Regions from separate parts of the Homo sapiens genome. Here region 2 is linked to region 1. Evidence: chromatin loops called from intact Hi-C (ENCODE). Cell type or tissue: PC-9. All regions are shown on one strand. Each heading gives the region's core, and the rest is flanking DNA. Links, peaks and the distances in the headings are about the cores only.

Region 1 (10,448 bases), core at 1,066-9,065:
CTTGGTGTGCATGAATAGTTCTCATTAGTTGTGGTAAGTGCGTTAAGTGAAACTAACTATAGAAGCTCACTGAAACTGGACCGTGTAATCACATTGTTCATCAGAAGGGATTTTAATGTTTACATGCAGAAAAAAAAATTGTCATCACAAGTAGATAAATAGCCCATTATTTTACACTTGAGTTGGTACAGCAGGAGCAAACAGCCACCAAACTACTTCTGTTGACATTCCAGTTGAGCTGCACATAAGAGACATGTGGATGTATCCTGTATATTCTCAGACAACATTCATCTACTCTTGCTTCTGATGTCATTTCCCAATGGGGTAAATATGTCTCTGAAGCTTTATTCCTCCTTTGTGGGAATCGGATCCCCAGTTTTTAGCCATGCTTATTCACAGAGCAGAATTTTCCAGAGTATGGGAGCTACACATACCATAGGCACAGCACCTGCAGTGGCATTAAATAAGTTGGGTCACATAATGAGGGGTAGGCAAACTTTATCTGTAAAGGACCAGATAGTAAGTATCTTAGGCTTTGCAGGCCATGAGGTCTCTGTTGCTACTACTCAGTTCAGCCATTTTAGCACTAAAGCAGCTGTAGGTAAAACGTAAGGAATGGGTGTGGCACCAAAAAAACTTTTATGCACACTGAAATTGGAATTTCATATAATTTTACATGTGAAATGTTATTCTTCTTTTGATATTTTTAGCCATTAAAAAAATATAAAACTCCTTCTTAACTCTAGTTTGTATAAAAACAATCCTTGGGCCAGTTTGCAGACTCCTGCCATTGGAGGAGTCTCAGTGGGATGCTAGACTTTAATGCCTCTCTAAAACATATGAATTTTACATTTTAACAGAGGGAAAGGGTTCAGGTTTGTCTCTGAATCAGACAAAAATAGTTAGCTGGAAATAAAGCATATTGTGTTGAACTTTTTACATTTTATTTTAAACATTTTATTTTACCCTCTATCTGTGGCTACTAAGTGAATTTCTACTTAGAATGGTGATTTAAAAAAAAAAAAAACAAAACAGAATTGGCTGGGTGCGGTGGCTCACGCCTGTAATCCCAGCACTTTGGGAGGCCGAGGTGGGCGGATCACGAGGTCAGGAGATCGAGACCATCCTGGCTAACATGATGAAACCCCGTCTCTGCTAAAAATACAAAAAATTAGCCAGGTGTTGTGGCGGACACCTGTAGTCCCAGCTACTGGGGAGGCTGAGGCAGGAGAATGATGTGAACCTGGGAGGTGGAGCTTGCAGTGAGCCGAGATTGCACCACTGCACTCCAGCCTGGGCGACAGAGCAAGACTCCGTCAAAAAAAAACAAAAAAACAAAAAAAAAACAACAACAACAATTGATTTACAAACAAAAATATTAAGTAAAGAAGAGGCCAGGTGATACATGGCTATGATGAAAATCATGAGGTGATATTTATGATATTTGAAGGGTTGGTATTTGGGAATCTGCTGTCCAGGTTTGATTACCTGTGAGTGTTTTTTCCTTGGGAGGAATATCTGTAGTTCTGAAAAAAGTAGCTTATTATTTTTTCACTACAACTTATGATATTATAAAAATTTAAAAAGAGCCCCTGATGAAACATACACATTTCCTCTGATACTTTCATCAAAGCCAGCCAAGGTATAAAAACCAAGGTAAAGTAAGGTTAAAACTTGTGATGAGTCCTGAAATGCATAGAACAATAGTAGTTCCATTGTCTCCCTTCACAGTCTGTGGATTTCATGTAGTTCTCTGCCACACTTTTTATCTCAACACTTCACATGTTTTTACTGAAGGATCAGGAGCTCACTTATTTATCGTTCTCTAAAATGGTGAGCCTCCCTTTTCTTTGTATGAAAATACTCAATATATGTTTAAACAAATCAACAGAAATAGGAAAAACAGATGGTGAAAGGATTATGAGGCATTCTTTGAAAAGAGAGTGTGCTGTATTTTCTACACGGGAATGACCAGTTGCTCTTTGATCTCAAATGTCTCCGTTAGCGCGAAGGCCCTGCTTGCACTCAAAACCACACTTTGTCGGAGAGACTCGTGCTACAGCCTCCTGAGGATCTCCCAGCTGCTCCTCTTGCACCTCCCTGGAACCATTCCTTACTTCCCACCTCCTCCTCTTCCATTCTCACCCAGCAGCCAGTAAGACCTTAAAAAGTGAATCAACCAGTTAACAGTCTTGCTTAAAAACCTCAAGAAGCTCATCACCTAACTTGGGAAAACAAGCGTCTACACTCTCTATCTGAGGCCGTCAACCAGGCCCTGCACAGTTTAGCCCTGCCATTCCATGGCCTCTGCGCATGCTTCCTCTTCCTTCCAGCCCTTACCCTCCTCCAGTTTCTCACACTTGCCTGGTTCTTGCCTGTCTTTAGATGCCAATAGCACCACAGTCATCCCTGTTGTGACAACCAAAAATGCCTCTGGATGGTGCTGAATGACCTCTCAAGGGTAAAACCCCTGTCTGCCTGAGAAAGGCTGCTCCATCTGGAACACTGTCCCCCATGACACCCGCTCCTTGTTTGAAGCTCAGCAGGCACTTCCCTTCCATAGAAGGCCCTCCTTGGCTCCCACTTTTAGAAATAGTTCCTCCGATTTGAACCTTTCATTCTATATTTCACTTTTCCTTATAAGGACTTATTTCGAATTGTAATCACGTATGCATCCTGTGTTCATTAGTTTAATATCTGTTGACTAGATTATAAGCTCCCTGAAGCCATGCTAATTTGTTCACTGCTTTATTTTCAGCATTTATCACAGTGCCTGGCACATTGCAGTGGATTAATCCATATATTTTGAATGAAAGAGTTATCAATTTTTTTTTGAGATATAGTTTAGCTCTTGTTGCCTGGAGTGCAGTGGCACCATCTCGGCTCACTGCAACCTCTGCCCCCAGGTTCAAGCGATTCTCCTGCCTCAGCCTCCCTACTAGCTGGGATTACAGGCACCCGCCACCATGTCCAGCTAATTTTTGTATTTTTAGTAGAGACAGGGTTTCACCATGTTGGGCAGGCTGGTCTCGAACTCCTGACCTCAGGTGATCTGCCCGCCTCAACTTCCCAAAGTGCTTGGATTACAGGTGTGAGCCACTGCACCCAGCCAAGAGTTATCAATTTTAAGTCAAATTTATATTTCATAATCTTGTGGACCTACTATTCTATCACCATCCCTAGCTGTTATGCTTAGGTTATTTAACAAAGAAAAATAAGTCATCGGGAACTTGAAATATAATCGCCTGACAAGGTATCCCTCTAAGTGATTAAATTTCTGTTTTATTAGGGTTCAAACAAGTGCTCGGTATTTGCCTTTATTTTCCAAGAAAATAAATCTATCTCCAAATGCCACAGAGAGAAATTTATCTTTTCCTTTACTCATTGTATGCACTGATCTTGTGTTCAGATCTGATTACCCTTAACAGGCAGCCTCTATGTGCAGTAACTTGAGCTCTTTTCCTTAGTTTCTCCTTTACCAGTAACTCCCTGGTTGTTTTTACCTTCGTAACTACCTTTCCGGTCAAAGTACTGCATCTCTTTCTGTAAGATGATGGCTTCAGATCACCTTCTCATTTTTCTCACGTTTATTTTCAAATGTGTCTCCACACAAGCCCAGCCTGTCATAGACCATGTTTTACTGTTCTGAGTGACTTGACATTCCCTGACCAGACCATGCTGTCTGTCTCTCCATCAGGCTCCACACTGTTCCCTGTGCTAGAACACTGTCATCCATAATGGTCTCCTAAAAACAGCCCCTTAATCCCCAAGATTAACTGGATGTCTCCCCGACCCACCTACCCAGGTCCTGGTCTCCTGGGTGGCCACTGCACAGATATACTGTACTGCAGTTGCCTGTTTATTTGGTTTTCCCTTCCATTGCTTGAAAATGCATAGTGGGAAGAACAGAGAATGGCTTCCATAAATAGTTTTTCTGTGTGTGTGTGTGTTTTGTTTTGTTTTTTGTTTTTTTTTTTTTTTTTTTTTTGAGACATAATCTCGCTCTTTTGCCCCGGCTAGAGTGCAGTGGTGCGATCTCTGCTCACTGCCAGCTCCTCCTCCCGGATTCACGCCTTTCTCCTGCCTCAGCCTCCTGAGTAGCTGGGACTACAGGTGCCCGCCACCACGCCCAGCTAATTTTTGTATTTTTAGTAGAGGCGGGATTTCACCGTGTTAGCCAGGATGGTCTTGATCTCCTGACCTTGTGATCTGCCTGCCTCGGCCTCCCTGATTGCTGGGATTACAGGCGTGAGCCACCCTGCCCGGCCCCATAAGTACTTTTAAAAGAAATAATGAAGTTCCTTTTAAAGTGTAAACCCCTTAGAACTGAGAATTAATTCTACAGTTAGCTAGTTATAAAAGTCTAGAGAAAATGGAACATAAGACAGCCATATCTTTTGGCTTTGATTAGTAAAAAGAAATATATATGACTGTCACAGAAGATAGTCCTAAATGTGTAAGATGCTTCACAAAACAGAGATAAAGAGTATGTCCTGTCCTTAAAATTAAAATTTGGAAGGATTAATAGTGGCTCAACACACTAGAATGCTGCGTTAAGTAGTATGTGAAGTCTCATCCAAGCCCAATAAAATGAATAATTTGATCCATCAGCAAAGTGTGCTATGAATATCAAGCAGGGAAGGCCAGAGGTTTAGTGTCTAAAACTAAAGGGGTAAGTAAAGATGTAAAAGGAACACCCAAACGAAATCTCGGCTTATTTTACCTTATTTTTAAGTCAGAGAATTGTGTACTTGAAAAGACCTCTTTCCACATCCCCAAGTCTTACTTTACAGATGAATCACCTTACTTTCAGCTGAAGCAGCTAAGGTTCTCAGAATAAGTATGCTGAGCATGTCTCTGCTGTAGCCAGATAGAACTAGAACAATGCCCTGCCCTGCTGATTATCTTTGTAAGAATTCTGAACCCTGCTGAGTTTATGGGGCAACATTCCTATGGCCTGACTTGCAGCTTAAGTGGCTTCTGAATCGAACATCCCTCCTCCAGTGGTTGAGAGACACAGACTGGCACTTAGTAACAATGCAGCAATGATATATTTAGTATCAACCATGAGCCAGGCTTTTGCTGAACAGTTTACTATGCAGTAGGTTCCCCACAAGCCCCAACAATCCTATGTAGTAGAAAGTATTAGTTTCCCTAATATGCAAATGAGAAACCTGAGGCTTTAAAGATGAACTGACTTGGAAAAATCACATAGCTAGAAATGGAGAGAGCTGGACTTTGACCCAATCAGTCTGGCTCTGAATTCACTTCTGTAAATGCAATAATATATTGGGGTTCAGGGAAAATTTTTACATAGCACTTTTGAGGACATCTTGAGTTCTTCAGACCTCTTCACAGACATGCCATATCATAGAAACAGAAAAAAATTTGCAAAGACACTTAGTGTCTCTGAAAAGATAGAACAGGCTTAAAGAGTACCTGACTCAAAAAATTTACAAAATCCCACTGCTCCCTTGATAGAGAGATCAGATGGAACATGAAATAAAGTACTTCCTTTAAAGTCCTTTAAGAATTTAAATGTGAAGATAGAGGTCATACATGATATACATTAAGATGAAAGTAATTAAGAGCTAGCATTCTCTGGGGACCTGCTAAGTACTAGGGGTTGGGCCAAGTGTTTTACAAACATTATCACTCGAATCCCCACAACCCTTGGGCAGGGGCCTGCATGTTCAGGTTGTACACTGCAGAACTCCAAGGGGCACCATTCATTTAGACTAACATGCATGGTAGCTTTAGGTGGTGCAGTGGCCTGACCTATGAGATTGTTAAACGTTTAATGGTTAGTTCAGACTTCACATAGCCAGGAAGGGACTGAGCTGGGATTGGAACCCAGAACACTTTACTCACAGAGTCCTTGCTTCTCACTGCTCTTGGTACACCTATGCCCCTGTAAACATCCTCTCTCAGGGTAGAGAATCAGGCTAATTTAATCAGCATGGCCATGCTTTTCTGGGTTATATGAAATTATTCTCTGTAAGAATCTCAAAGCCAGCAGTTAATGATTTGGTACCATTATCAGTTGATTGTGGATATCACAATTCGGTCCATCTTGAAGTGGTATGTTTTGATAAACTGATTCCATTTAAATGTGTATCGATTCTATGTTCAGTACCATTATCCTTCCTTTTAGTATAACGTGCACTGAAAAAATAAAATTGCGTTCAGAAATAATACTTAGTTCAGCCCCAGTACACACAGTTGTTATATTTCTTAAAAAAAAAAAAAAAAAAAAAAAAGCTAGCAAGTTTTTGGGGAACTCCAGGGAAAACAATATGTGAATTAATTTTCGTTTCAAAAGAACAGCAGGAATTATTCAGGTAAAAATATTTATGTTAATATGCTACAACTGCCACATTTCATCTGTGTGACCACTAGTGCTTTCTAAACAGCTGCTAGAAAAATGTACACAAGAAATGTGTGAGGTCTATGGAAAATGTAATTTTTGTATTCTAGCTATTACATTTTTTCCCAGTCATTACATCTCCCCCAACTCTTGCAGGATGTGGGTTTTTTGCATAAGTTGCAAATTCACAGTTAAATGAGGCACCTTTTGGACTTGGCTAAATATGTATGAACATGAAGTTATGAATCTATGAACTGGTTTGAAAGGTAGAACCATGTGATGTTGGCATTATCGTCATGTTGGGTTTTGGGTGTTTGTTTTTTTTTTTTACATCAGTTTAAAATTACTTTGCATGAAATTAGCATAGAGTAGCAATTACTCATTCTTACTCTGTATACCTTCTCACGTTCCAGTGAGAAGAAGAAAACAACATAGGTTCGTGACATGTAATATTTGAGACCATTGACTTTGCTTCTCACTAACTGCATGTGATAATTTGGGCAGGTCACTGAAGCTCTGGTTCTGTGTCTTACTTGAAAAATAGGAAGGATAATAAGCCCTCACCTCATAGATTGTTCTAAGGGTTCATTAAATAGATACATACATACAATGTTTGGCAAAGTGCCTGATTCCTAGTTAGTGGAACTCTAAATTGTAGTTGTTATTACTGTATTGTATTATTCTCTGGTCTGCATTGGGAAAGGATCTGCCTGCATTGCTGTATAAGTATTTTGTTATTTTAATGATAGTTTCTAACTTTTCAGGTGACCTTTCCTTATTGATATTTATGTTCATGTTGTGATAAACTGGAACTATACTAAAAGTAAATATGTCTCTTTAAATGTTATTTTCTATCAGTTCCTTCTAGAGAATATTTGTTTTGGCAAGTAGAGGTATATCCTGCTTTAATCAACCCATCAGGCTTATTCAATTCAAGGAATTTTCAACCATTTTGAAGATTGCAAAAGCTATTGAGAACTATAAAATGTGTTCCCTGCCTTTGAAAAGATCTGGAAAAGGATTATTGACATCTTTTTATACAGAAGAGGAAACACTCTGAAACGCCAAAGAAAGGTTTACATCAAATATAATAACTGATGACATGCTGATTTAAGCATTTAATGAGCAAATCCTATTAACTCTGCCCACCCATTCATTCAGTTACACAAATGAAATAACATCTGAACTTCCATGCATGGGTGACCAAATCCCATACACAAGGTAATGAAGGATAGAGCTGCTTGGGTTTTACTATCATGTCTTTCCATGGGAAAGTTCTGCCTTTCACGTGTGTCTAGGTGCTCTCTTTATTAGCTGAATTCATCTCTGTCTTGCCAACACACTTGCTTATACACTGATGCTATGATTTGGGTCTTGTGTGTCTCTATGGGGCCAGATTACTCATAGAATTTCACTTTGTTTTAATAAAGAAAGGGCTAATTTATATATGTATGTATGTATGTGTGTGTGTGTATATATATATATATATATACATATATATATATATTTCTTTACATAGTAAAAGTTTTCCCAAGAACTGCTGTGTTTTTTTGTTTTTTTGTTTGTTTTGTTTGTTTTTATTGTTTGTTTTGTTTGAGATGCAGCCTCCCTCTGTTACAAGACTCTCAGGCTGGAGTGCAATGGTACAATCTCGACTCACTGCAACCTCCGCCTCCTGGGCTCAAGCGATTCTCCTGCCTCAGCCTCCCAAGTAGCTGGGATTACAGGCATGCGCCACCATGCCCAGGTAATTTTTGTATTTTTAGTAGAGACGGTGTTTCACCATGTTGGCCAGGCTGGTCTCAAACTCCTGACCCCATGATTCGCCCGCCTCAACCTCCCAAAGTGCTGGGATTACAGGCGTAAGCCACCACGCCCAGCCACTTTTTTATTTTCTTCAAAAGTCCTTGCTTACACACACAACCTCTCTCCCTCTGTCTCCCTCTTGCTCTATTTCTGTCTTGTTCTTGATTTCTCTCTTTCACATATGCACAGGCAGAGGCACTCATACCTACATTCATATAGACCTTTTAGTCTTTCTTCTCATGGTATTATTCCATATGCCACAATTGCCTCGGCTACAACTAGTCCAGAAATTTCCAATCCATAGCCATATATGCTAAATGACACCTATAGTAAGTGGTATACAGCCTTAAAAAGACTACATTAAGCCAGACATAGTGGCTCACACCTGTAATCCGAGAACTTTGGGAGGTGGAGGTGGGTGGATCACCTGAGGTCAGGAGTTCAAGACCAGCCTGGCCAACATGGTGAAACCCTGTCTCTACTAAAACTACAAAAATTAGCCGAGCATGGTGGCACACCACCGTAATCCCAGCTACTCGGAAGGCTGATGTGGGAGAACTGCTTGAACCCAGGAGGCGGAGGTTGCAGTGAGCCAAGATCGCACCAATGTACTCCAACCTGGGTGACAAGAGTGAAACCATCTCAAAAAAAAAAAAAAAAAGGCTACATTAACTCCTGATTTAAGCAGCAAATGAATTGGGTGTGAGTCTTACTTGTTAAACAAAGAAGACTCTCCGTAGGATTACTTTATATCATTTAGAAAAAGACAGTTTTTATTTTTTTCTGGAAATGTACGGTAGAACCCAAGAAGTAGTATACTAAATTAGTACTAGTCTTCAAAAATGTATAGTCTCATTGATGTACTGATTTCAGAAAAACTACGTCAGCAACTTAGGTCTTTTCGTGTGATGTAGCAATTAGTTTTCTGCTAGGCTGATAGAAGAAAGTAAAAAGAGGCAAGGATTTGTTCCTCAAATTATTGTGCTTAGGTGTTTTGTTGTGCTTCAAAAGTTTGTGTTTGGTTTTTGTGGTTATTTAACCCCTCTTTCCAGCCCCCTTTCTTAACCTGAAGAAGAGGTGGAAGGAATAGAGAGGAACAAGGAAGGAATCAAGCTTTTGTCTTAATAAGAGAAGAAATTCTTTGAGGGTGCAAAATTATTTCTAGGTAGTTCTGAACTTGGTTTCCTCAGAGAACTGTGTGGTGGAAATTGGCCGTGGTACAAGCCTATGTTGGATTACCTTGCTTAAAGCTTTTAATCACTCATTTGAGTTCCACCTTGGTATGGGATATTGAGAGGTAGCTGGAGGGAGGATGCATCTTCTCCACTTACCTTCATGAGGCCACCCAATCAGTCTTTTCACACTCTGGGTCCCTGTCTGAACAGAGGACTTTTATTTGTCAATACAGATAATTCCTCTGGGTGTAATCTTAGCCTATACTTTAATTTCAACTTTAAGAATTTTGTTTTTCTGAGAGCTACAACCATGGCACATCTTATCCAACAGGAGCCATTCCTACTCATTCATTTAATACAAACGCGTAAGACCAAAATCAGTGTGTTAGGTGAAGTCATTCCTTGTGAGGAAAAGTAAATGCCTCTGATAAAATAATGTTTCACCCTCCTGCATCATCATAATTAAGAAGATAAAATGTATTCAAACAGAAGACTTAAATACCAATATTAGGTGGCATGGGATTGAGTACAGAAATAGCAATGAAGGAAGAGGGCAGTACAGGCCAGAAAAAATCAAGGAAAAAGAAGGCTTTGAATAAGAACTGCACAGAGTGACTTTGAGTTGCAGTAACCTTATGTGGGTTAACTGGTTTTGCGTTTTTTGGCTGTGTTGATGGAGTTGAAAGAATCAGCCCTTTTTACTTGAGTACTTTAAATTTTTGTGCATTATCTTTAGGCTATGGTTCTTGATGTTGAAAGAAATATGATGTCTTCGAGGCTTTTCTCTAGGATGCCAAAGAGTGGCACCTTGGGTATAGGAAAAGAGCATGTGTTAGGTCTGCTGGAGTGTGTGTAATAGAGGTAGATGGAGCTGGAGTGTATTGATTCTTTATTTCTTGTCAGTCCTTGGCATGCATTATTGACAGTGGAGATTGAATACTTTGAAGTTGGTAAAAGTCACCATCAAGAAACTGTGTTGCTTTGAGTTTGCAGGAATAACTGAGGAGAGAAAGACAAACCCCTTGCTGTGCTCTGCCTACCCCTGGGCTTTTTGTGCACTGGATTATGAAAAGTGATAGAAGACTGGAACTTTTTATGGT
Region 2 (10,448 bases), core at 1,693-9,692, 410 kb before region 1:
TCTTTCTTAATGATACAGGAACTGTAGTTAACAGTATTGATTGAACATATAATGTTCACCACCAGCTCCCAGCCCTGCTGATCTAATTCCTGTTCTCATCCATTCACCTCCATCTCACAATCATTCCTGACTCTCCAGAAGCATTCCTGCCTACAATACCTCTCTACCAACCACCACTGTAGGAAAACGTTTCGACTGTAGGGATGTGTACTGGGCTGTCAGCACTGATTCTATGCCCTCCCTTATGGTCATCACCTTTTTGCACAAACTCTCAACCTGGAACACTAACAAAGAAAGGTGTCACTATCTAAATGATATTGCTCAGGTAAGTAGAACTGACTTGTTTCTGTGCTAACCAAGACCCAGTGGGCCAGAGAGTTCAGCCAGCCCTCTTATTCCTCAAAAAGTGCTTCTTTCCAGTTAGCAGTTCAAGTCTCTCGAGAGGGGGCCAAGATTGAATTCTTTCTCTGTACGTCAGGCTGGCTGTCTAGGTCAAGGTCGAAGAAAAAATTGGGGGAAGATTGAATTTTTGAAAGTATGCTTGCATCAGTTCTCTCAATCAGTTAAAGCAAAGAGATAAATCCTACCGGCTATTTGATGTGCTTTAAAAAGCATGTAAACAAAAATCAACACACATACACATTTTAGGCTAGGTTTGGTTTTGGTACTCCATAAACTAATTCTTGCTCCTATGATCTTTAAAATAATGTGGGCAATAACTTTTGCTCTGTATAATTTGGCATAATGTACATTTAAACAGTGTTAATGAGCTGAAAACTCATGAACCACTAGTAAGCTAGAGTATTACCTGCAATGATTCAATTAACTTATATAATAATTGTGGGAATACTTTGGAAATTGTAAATATTTCTTTCTATGCCTTTGTCTTAAAATAGCCATTTTTCCACTATACCTAAATAATAATTAAAAGGTTCTAGTTTGAAAACCTCAGCACTTTAATTTACCTACAAAGAATACCTTGTAGATGTTAGTAAAGTTCAAGAGTTTCTGTGGTCAGTATCTTGAAGGCTGAAATGTACCTTGAGAAGATTGCTTTCCATTTATTTTCCCACTTCCAGGTAGGACTTCTTTTCATAACTCAACTAAGAATAACACAATGCCTTCTAGTCTTTGGTTGTATTGTTTTTTCTTTTTTAAAAAATATCCTTAGAAAAAGAGAATCTACAACTTTTCAATGTTATCTTTTTGCTGGATAACTTGAATCCTTGTTGTTTTATATGGGAGGCATATGTGAAAAGAGTAATGAATGAAGACTCTGGAGTTCAACTTTGTCCATATCCCAGTGCTGATGGGTACCGCTAGTGTGATCTTGATCAAATTCTAGAACACAGACTGAGTCTCATTTTCTCCATTTGTAAAAGCTCTACCATATATAGGTATTGGGTTTATTTCTTACAATTGTGTATTTATTAGATCTGGACATTATCTTTCTTTTAATAAGTGCTAGTAGTTATCGTTACAGTTATTGTCACTTTAACCCTACTACCAGCAGAAGTGGCGATCACTTGCTCTCCGACCCTAATAATACTTTGGTGCAACAGAAATTTTTCTTTCCTCTTGATTTGTTTCCCATGACTTGCAAAAATTCTGACATTTTCAAACTCAGAACTTTTTTCCAGCTTGTTCATAGAGTGTGTCTGACTCTCTATCCACCATACATTTCTTTCCCAAAGATGAACATAACTCATACATTATTTTCCTATTTTTAGACAGGAATGAAAGATACTATCTAACAACTGTCAACTGATGCCAACACACTGTAAGAGAGTTGCTAGTCAGACAATTTTACAAGTCAAAAAAAAAAAAAATAGATTGGAAAAACTGCTCTAAGGTAGTGTCATAGGATACAAACACTTTTTTTAAGTGTGCATTTTATGGCATGTAAATCCATACATATTTCAGAAATGAGTTTAAGAGTAGATTTAATCCATATAAATGCTGGATAAAATTAATCCATTTTCGTCACTTTATGGGCAATAATTTGGAGTCTATGTCAGAGAGTCAATGTTTTGGATTTTCATCATTGATGCTTACTACCCTTCTAGGAATATGTCTATATTTTTTGATAACTTTAGCCATTTGGCAACTATCTTCATGTTTGCCCAACTGTTATCCTCCCAGTAATTATCTATTGTCAATTCTGTGTTCAACTTTATATTTAACTTTCTTTGAATTACCTTCCTTCTCCTGCTCTTTCTCAGTGGAAATTCCCCAGAGTTTCACCCTAATCCTATACTCTTCTTCTCCATAGCACTTTCTTTAGAACACTCTTATTCATATGACTTCAGTGGCCACTATTTCTGCTTCTGAAAACTTTTTCATTTACAAACAATAGTATCCCAGTTCAAATTAGCTTACTTGAAAGGGTAATGTTTTGGCAGACATCACCAGTAATCTAAGAAAGCATCTGCCCTCACACTTATCATCTCTCACAAGATTCTCATTCTCATATATTGGCTTTATTCTTTGGAGCGATCTCTTTGAAGATGTCTGCTGATTACCCCCACTCTCACATTTTCTCATTTGGTAACATCACTGGAAAGAGTCCCTTGTTTATATATATGGTTGGGGTTTATTTTGCTGTTTTCAGCAGAATATTCTCCAGGTAGATATTCAGGCTGGCCTGGCATGGGACACATGCTGATGATACCTATATCTACCATTTTACGGCTGTAGCTGGCCACATCTTGGATGTAGGTTTATCCTGTGCTTGGAGATAGCTTACAGTGAGTGCCTCCTAAACCTGATGGAATGAATTCCGCACAGGAAAGAAAGACTCTGATAGCTGCAGTAGACTGTAAACACTAACTGGCCTGATAACAAATGCTCCTAATGCTAGTGAGGCTGAAGTTTAAGGCTTCCTTTCTGTAGTCTATCTAAGCTGTATTGGTCCATTCTCACACTGCTAATAAAGACATACCTGAGACTGGGTAATTTATAAGGAAAAAGAGGTTTAATGGACTTACAGTTCCACATGGCTGGGAGGCCTCACAATCATGGTAGAAGGCAAAGGAGGAGCAAAGGCACATCTTACATGGCGGCAGGGAAGAGCACCTGTACAGAGGAACTGCCCTTCATAAAACCATCAAATCTCATGAGACTTATTCACTATCATGAGAACAGCATGGGAAAAACTTACCCCCATGATTCAATTACCTCCCACCAGGTCCCTCCCATCACACATGGGGATTATGGGAGCTACAATTCAAGATGAGATTTGAGTGGGGACACAGCCAAACCATATTATAAGCTTCACATCCACTTTGCTACTGGGCCTTGGAATATTTTATCTTTACATATCCAAGTGGGAAATTTAATTGTCTTTCCCTCAAAATTTGTTTCCGTTTTTCATTTCTCAGCTTTGGGGAATGGTATCACAGCCTTGCATTTTAGATAAAGTCTTCCAAGCCTCTTTTTTCTTGATCCTTTATATTGATGTTTACCACATCACACCTATTATTCCTGCTTCATTTATCTCAGTTTCAAGTTTCTCATTCCATGGGCAGCTTCCAATATTTCAACACTGGACAATTGCTTGAGCATTTCAATCGCCTCCTTCCCTAATTCTTTCCTCTGGCATGTTTTCCATAACATGGATAGTTTTGAGTTTTTAAAACACGGCCTTATTTTTCCCACTTCCCTCAAATTGATTCAAAAATATTTCAGGGGTTCCTAAAAGGCAACTGCAATTTGTGGGACACAACAATAAAAAAAGGTAAACATGGTTTCTAACCTCACAGAACCTGGCAGTTTTAAAATGGTAAGATATAACAGATATGTAACTAGGTACCTTATAAAAAACACTACAAAAGGGATAATATTGGATGGTTTTGGAGAGACCTCTAACCCAGATTTATGTCCGGAATGGCATCCCAGAAATTGTGGCATTCCTGCATACATTTGAGGGATGGGGAGGAGGTTGGACAATCAAAGAGGCAAGACAGTGTTCAGGCAAGAGTCATGGCATGTGCAAAGGCCCAGAGGTGACTACATTTTGTTGTTCCAAGGATGTCAAAGAAGTGTAGGTTGGATGAGCTAGAGTGGCAGAGAGAGACAGTCATGAAGACATTTCAGGGAGACAGTGCTGGTTTCAGCTTGTGGAGAGAGGAAAGATGGTCAGTTAGAGGTTGTGTCTTCATCTAAGCAAGGGAGCCTGGTGGCCTGAACTAGGATAGCAGAGATTGTTTGAGAAATGTTATTGAGATAAAAAGAGTGTTGGCTTTTTTGTTTGTTTGTTTGTTTTAAGGCAGAGCTTCACTCTTGTTGCCCAGGCTGGAGTGCAATGGTGCAATCTCTGCTCACAGCAATCTCCGCCTCCCAGGTTCAAGCGATTCTCCTGCCTCAGCCTCCCAAGTAGCTGGCATTACAGGGATGCGTCACCATGTCCGGCTAATTTTTTTTTTTTTTTTTTTTTTGTATTTTTTAGTAGAGACGGGGTTTCTCCATGTTGGTCAGGCTGTTCTCAAACTCCTGATCTTAGGTGATCCACCCGCCTCGGGCTTCCAAAGTGCTGGGATTACAGGCATGAGCCACCGCACCTGGCCCCTGATTGTTGGCTTTTTAGGATACCTTAAAAGTGGAGGCAGATATACTGTTCTGAGACTCCTGGGCATTGACTGCTTTTTTCTCTTGGAAAGAGAATATTGCCTTTCTGATGCTGAGTTTACTTAAAGAGCCAGGAAAGGTCAACGCTTGCAAATAACCCCTTAAGTGGAAGTACATAGATTGTTAGTTCAGGTTCTTCTGGAATGTTGGACATAAACCTAAGTATAAAAAATGTAGTGTTGCAACAAAAATTTGGATTTTTTTTTAAAATTTGTTAGATTCCTGCCTATGCAAAGGGTAGCACCAGCTACAGAGCACTTCATACGGATCCCAGGCAAGGAAAAAATAGAGAAGAGATTATGCTGCATCTGCCCCTTCTCTGTGTGGACCATGATACCATTGTTTGTTCTCTATCATGGACTAAATAAATCAGAGACTCTAAGTAGATGTGAGTTCTGTGTGTGTGTGTGTGTGTGTGTGTGTGTTCAACTGAGTGTGTGTTTTATCCCTGCCAATGGTAACTTTATTTGCAAAGCTGAGTACGTTTGGAAGATAGAAACAATACTTTCTTGCAACTGATGGGGTAAGCAGGCTAAGCAAAAAAAGAAAAGTCAAGGACATCCCTGAAGTTTCTGGTTATGGCAACTGACAAGATGTTACCATCAATCCCCAGGGCTTGAGACAGAGGATGGCCTGGTTTGTGGGTTAGATGGGATAGGTAACTGTCAACCTTTTGAATTGGAGGTATCCTGTAGGCTCTCCATGTGCAGATGTCTAATAGGCTGTGGCTGTCCAGTCTTGAAATTCTGGAGAGAGGCTTGAGCTGGATAAAGATTTAGCAGTTGACAGCTAATAATTTCATGGGACTTGGTATGATCATCTGAGAAAAAAATGTACAAGGAAGAGAAATAAGAAGTTCACATGACAGTGCAGGTACTCAAGGAATAGGAAGGGGAAGAAAATCCTGTGAAACAAGTGGGGGAAAAAAAAGAACACCTTACTTTCCTTTACATGTGCTATTCACTCAGTGCAAACTTGACCTGTCATTCCACAGGGCGAGTTTTATTCCCCATCCCACCACTCAGAGTTGACCTCCTTTATGTCCCCTAAATCAGAGGCCACAAAATTAATGTACATAGGACATATTCGGCCCCTAGATAGGTTTTATTTGGCCTATGGATTTCTTTAGAATTTTGAATCAAGTGCCAGTCTATTCACATTTCAGTTTGCCACAGGCCCCGTTTCTGCCTTCTGTCTTACACCAGTCCTATTCCTCTCAGGCCTTTATTTTATATGCCAAACCTCTGAAAGCTCTCACAATTGCAAAAATATCACGGATCTTCCTATGTCTATTTTTTTCTTGTGGAATACCTCTCTGCCTATTGCAAATCTATTCATCCCACAGGGTGTGACCTGTGGTTCACGTCTTTGGTGAAGCTTCCTGCCCTCTGAATTTTTATAGCCCTTAATGGGTTGTTATTGTTGTTATTATTCTCTTGATGAGTGACTCAGCATACATAGCACATGGATTCTATGACTCCTATGAATAGGGAAATAAACAAAGGGCTCTGCAGTTTTGTGCTCTGACTCATAGATGCAACTACCAGGGAATTTGCTCTTTTTAGTGGCTTGTTTCCTGTTCTAATGAGAAAAATGGAAAGCACAGCTCAGAAACAGACTCTACTTAGAAAATGTGGATGGTATGTCTGTCCAGCATGACAATGTCAAATCTCACATTTTGAAATGCCAACTTACAACTTTTCTGCCATTTACTCTGACACTAGCATGTTGAGTTGCACTAACAGTTCCTTTTTCTGATTATTGGTGATGCAATATTATCAGCTTCTCTTGGCTGGTGCCACATGTTGCAGTTAAGTCTCTGCAGCTGTCTACTCTGCGGTATGTATAGGAGGGCTTTGGTGCATATGTGATCTGTGCAGGGATGCCTTTCTGACCAGAACCTTTGGGAAAACTGCACAGTGAGAGACGGAAGAATTGCCAGGATCAGCCTTACCATGCTTTACAATCTGTGTCCAGGAGTGGCACTGCCCCACCCACTGATGAATCATCACACTGATATTATCAAAGGAGACATTACATTTTCAATGTCATGTTTTAGGTTTATAATTTAATTTTCAGCTCTGGCAATTCCAGAAGCATCCCTAGGGACATATGAAGAGGAAGGGGCTAGCGTGTACTCGAAATGAATACATGTTCATTTCTTGAGCACCTTAATTGGCATGCACATCTCACAAGCTCCCTTTTTCTCTGCTGCAGCCAAACTCTCTCACACCACCAAGTTACTCAATATTCCTCCTGCACTGACTGCCTTCCTTTCCACTCAACCTCAAGTCAGATCTACTTTAGTAATAAATCTCTGCTGGGAATGATCAGAACAAATACTGAGTGTGCACCACAATATTAAAAATAAGTGTAATATAGACTTATTTAATAAGGTCCAACAGACTTTTATAACATTTGGAATATTTTACCAAAGGTACTATCAGCATTATGTTTAATGCATTTTCTCCAAGACAGAAAAATCTTTTCAAGAATGAGGGGGGAAAAGAAAAAAAACACAAAACACAGAGAAAAGTCAGATGGGCTCTGATGCATTCTCACTCAACTAAATCTGTGATTCTCCTTCCTTTCCCAGATCTTTCTCTTCGGCCAGACCCACAAAATGTGAAGCCTCTTTGTGTTCACCCTGATTTATGAATAGTCGGCACTGGGCAATTGCGGTCCCAGTGGGATACATTTCAGTTTAAAAATAGTCTGAAGCACTTTCTTTCAAATTCCCACATGTCCACTGCCACCTCATAATATGTGCTTCTCCTTCTGTCCTTGTGCAGTTAAAGTCGGATCCATGTACGGGGAATGAAAGCACTGAATTTGTTTGTAGCACTTTGAACCAAAATGGTGAATTTATTTAGAGAGTAGTTCCAGCGAGTTAAGTTAGTTTCAATGGACATATTGGCTGCAACTGGAGCATTGATGGAAGGGAGGCATACTACTTTAATGTCCTCAAAAAGAAAAAAAGAAAGAAAGAAAATAAATAAATAAAATCCAGTCAACTGCAGGATAAGTATCCATAGGCCAAACAAATCCCTCTCAAAATGACTGCAAGTTCAGGTGACACCAACAGCTGTCAAAAGACCCCTGTTTGCCTGGCGGCAGCTTTGGGTTCAAATTCTTCCTAGTTTACAGTGACATTTCATTTAATGCTTGCACTCTGACTCCATTTGTCTGCCCTGCAAAAGCTCTGCAAAGAGCTGACCCAGTTAACACTTTCTGTTTCACAAACCCAGAGACTGAACAGCAGGGAGGCTACAGCAAAGTGCTGAGTTGTCCTAGCTGAGCAGTAAGGGGACAATGACTGTGGCCACAGTCCATGTCATTTTTGTTTCTAGACCAGTGGTGACTCATTGGACTCTCCTGGGCAGTTCTGAAAAGTCTGCATGTCCTAGTCTCACCCAAGACCAATTAAATCCCAATCTGTGGCAGGGAGGACCCAGGCATCAGCATTTTTTAAAACCAAATCTTTATATAAATAAAATGTCTCAAGGGATTTGAGTGCAAAAGGACATACTCTATAGAATATAATATTTCTTTGGTAACTGATGACATTTCAAGCTTATAGGACCTCATACTTAGCATAGTGACTTAGAATCTCACTTTTCACTCAGAAGCTCATAATAGAGTCTTTTGATTCTTCAGGGGTTTAGGTTAATAAATGCAATATAACCGAAGCTCATTATGTAGTGTTTCTAAACCACTATCGAGTAATCATTTGCTGGTGTATTAGGCATTGCAAGCCCTTGGTGCCATAGTCCATCTCCTTGTTTCTGAGTCAGAAGAAGCAGGTGGACTGATTCTTCTGGCACCCCTGCTTCTCAGCCCACATTGTGTCAAACATTAAAAGTGAGGTTTTAATTTGAGTACCTGGCTTGGAATGTAACAGGTAACAGTTGATTATGTTAATTGATCCAACGTCTTCAAAGTCAAAGCAGTAATGATGAATCTGGACCTACTATTGGAAGAAAATGATCAAGTTACATTTATGTTGAAAGATGAAGTCAGTAGGGAAAGATTCTGTTAAAATAGTGGGTTTCATGCGCATCCATGTGAAGAGACCACCAAACAGGCTTTGTGTGAGTAACAAGGCTGTTTATTTCACCTGGGTGCAGGCGGGCTGAGTCTGAAAAGAGAGTCAGCAAAGGGAGATAGGGGTGGGGCCATTTTATAAGATTTGGGTAGGTAAAGGAAAATTACAGTCAAAGGGGGGTTGTTCTCTGGTGGGCTGGAGTGGGGGTCACAGGGTGTTCAGTAGGGGAGCTTTTGAGCCAGGATGAGCCAGGAGAAGGAATTTCACAAGATAATGTCATCAGTTAAGGCAGGAACAGGCCATTTTCATTTCTTTTGTGGTGGAATGTCATCAGTTAAGGCAGGAACCGGCCATCTGGATGTGTACGTGCAGGTCACAGGGGATATGATGGCTTAGCTTGGGCTCAGAGGCCTGACATTCCTGTCTTCTTATATTAATAAGAAAAATAAAATGAAATAGTGGTAAAATGTTGGGGAAAATTTTTGGGGGTGGGATGGAGAGATAATGGGCGACGTTTCTCAGGGCTGCCTCGAGCGGGATTGGGGCGGCGTGGGAACCTAGAGTGGGAGAGATTAAGCTGAAGGAAGATTTTGTGGTAAGGGGTGATATTGTGGGGTTGTTAGAAGAAACATTTGTCATTTAGAATTATTGGTGATGGCCTGGATATGGTTTTGTATGAATTGAAAAACTAAATGGGGCCGGGTGCGGTGGCTCACGCCTGTAATCCCAGCACTTCGGGAGGCCGAGGGGGGCGGATCACGAGGTCAGGAGATTGAGACCATCCTGGCTAACACGGTGAAACCCCTTCTTTACTAAAAATACAAAAAATTAGCCGGGCGAGGTGGCGGGCGCCTGAAGTCCCAGCTACTCGGGAGGCTGAGGCAGGAGAATGGCGTAAACCCCAGGGGGCGGAGCCTGCAGTGAGCCGAGATCGTGCCACTGCACTCCAGCCTGGGCGACAGCGAGACTCCGTCTCAAAAAAACAAACAAACAAACAAAAAACCCAAAAACTAAATGGAATAAGAGAAGGAGAAAAACAGGTATTAAAGGTCTAAGAATTGGGAGGACCCAGGGCATCTAATTAGAGAGTGCCTAAGGAGATTCAGCATAGTCCTGCCAGCAAAGATTATTTATTTACTTTAAGAGTTAAGAGTGGCAGTTTGGGGATAGCACGAGGAGGTATCAGCTGTGATGGCTTGGAGAAACAGTGTAAACTGGCAGTGTAAACAAGAGCAGGGCATGTATGAGTAGTTGAGAACGGTGAATAGGAGTGTGACTAGACAGAAGATAGTAGGGATGACAAGTTTTTGGGGGCACAGTCCGAGTTGGTCTGGTGTCTGGACTGAGACTGGGGCTTAATAAAAAGGAGCGTCCATACAGGAGCTCAAATGGGCTGTACCCTGTAGCATTCCGAGGACAGGCCTGACTTCTGAGAAGGGAAAGTGGTAAAAGTATTGTCCAGTCCTTTTTAAGTTGGTGGCTGAGCCTGGTGAGGTGTGTTTTTAAAGGACCTTTAGTCCGTTCTACCTTTCCTGAAGACTGAGGACTGTAAGGGATATAAAGGTTTCACCGAATACCAAGAGCCTGAAAAACTGCTTGGCTGATTTGACTAATAAAGGCTGGTCTGTTAACAGACTGTATAGAGGTGGGAAGGCTAAACTGAGGAATTATGTCTGACAGAAGGAAAGAAATGACTGCAGTGGCCTTCTCAGACCCTGTAGGAAAGGCCTCTACCTATCCAGTGAAAGTGTCTACCCAGACTAAGAGGTATTTTAGT

What was found. Hi-C counts contacts between places; a loop is a spot of excess contacts. Peaks named below come from ENCODE experiments on the same cell type or tissue, not always from the same donor. Only the 100,000 strongest peaks of a DNase experiment are listed, where the experiment ranks them.
Region 2: it touches region 1 in a loop (14-fold over the local background); 2 of 110 quality-filtered maps call a loop at or near these places.

Annotation. Positions count from the first base shown.
Region 1 is chr5:167,694,714-167,705,161 of GRCh38, forward strand. All of the region lies in intron 4 of TENM2 (teneurin transmembrane protein 2), which reads left to right. Among named protein-coding and RNA genes, the nearest start is that of TENM2-AS4, 40 kb to the left of the region's middle. RefSeq lists enhancers at 3,464-4,170, 4,876-5,581. In PC-9, for the core only: no CTCF peak of the experiment used is centred there; a DNase peak (open chromatin) is centred at 4,918; H3K4me3 peaks cover 617 bases; H3K27ac peaks cover 3,601 bases.
Region 2 is chr5:167,288,955-167,299,402 of GRCh38, forward strand. All of the region lies in intron 3 of TENM2 (teneurin transmembrane protein 2), which reads left to right. It overlaps TENM2-AS2 (TENM2 antisense RNA 2), which reads right to left. Exons shown (of 3, transcript NR_199036.1): 2 at 8,509-8,596; 3 at 7,458-7,589. Among named protein-coding and RNA genes, the nearest start is that of TENM2-AS2, 9.2 kb to the right of the region's middle. RefSeq lists enhancers at 5,700-6,899, 5,924-6,739, 8,700-9,405. In PC-9, for the core only: no CTCF peak of the experiment used is centred there; DNase peaks (open chromatin) are centred at 6,097, 6,647 and 6,897; H3K4me3 peaks cover 821 bases; H3K27ac peaks cover 2,835 bases.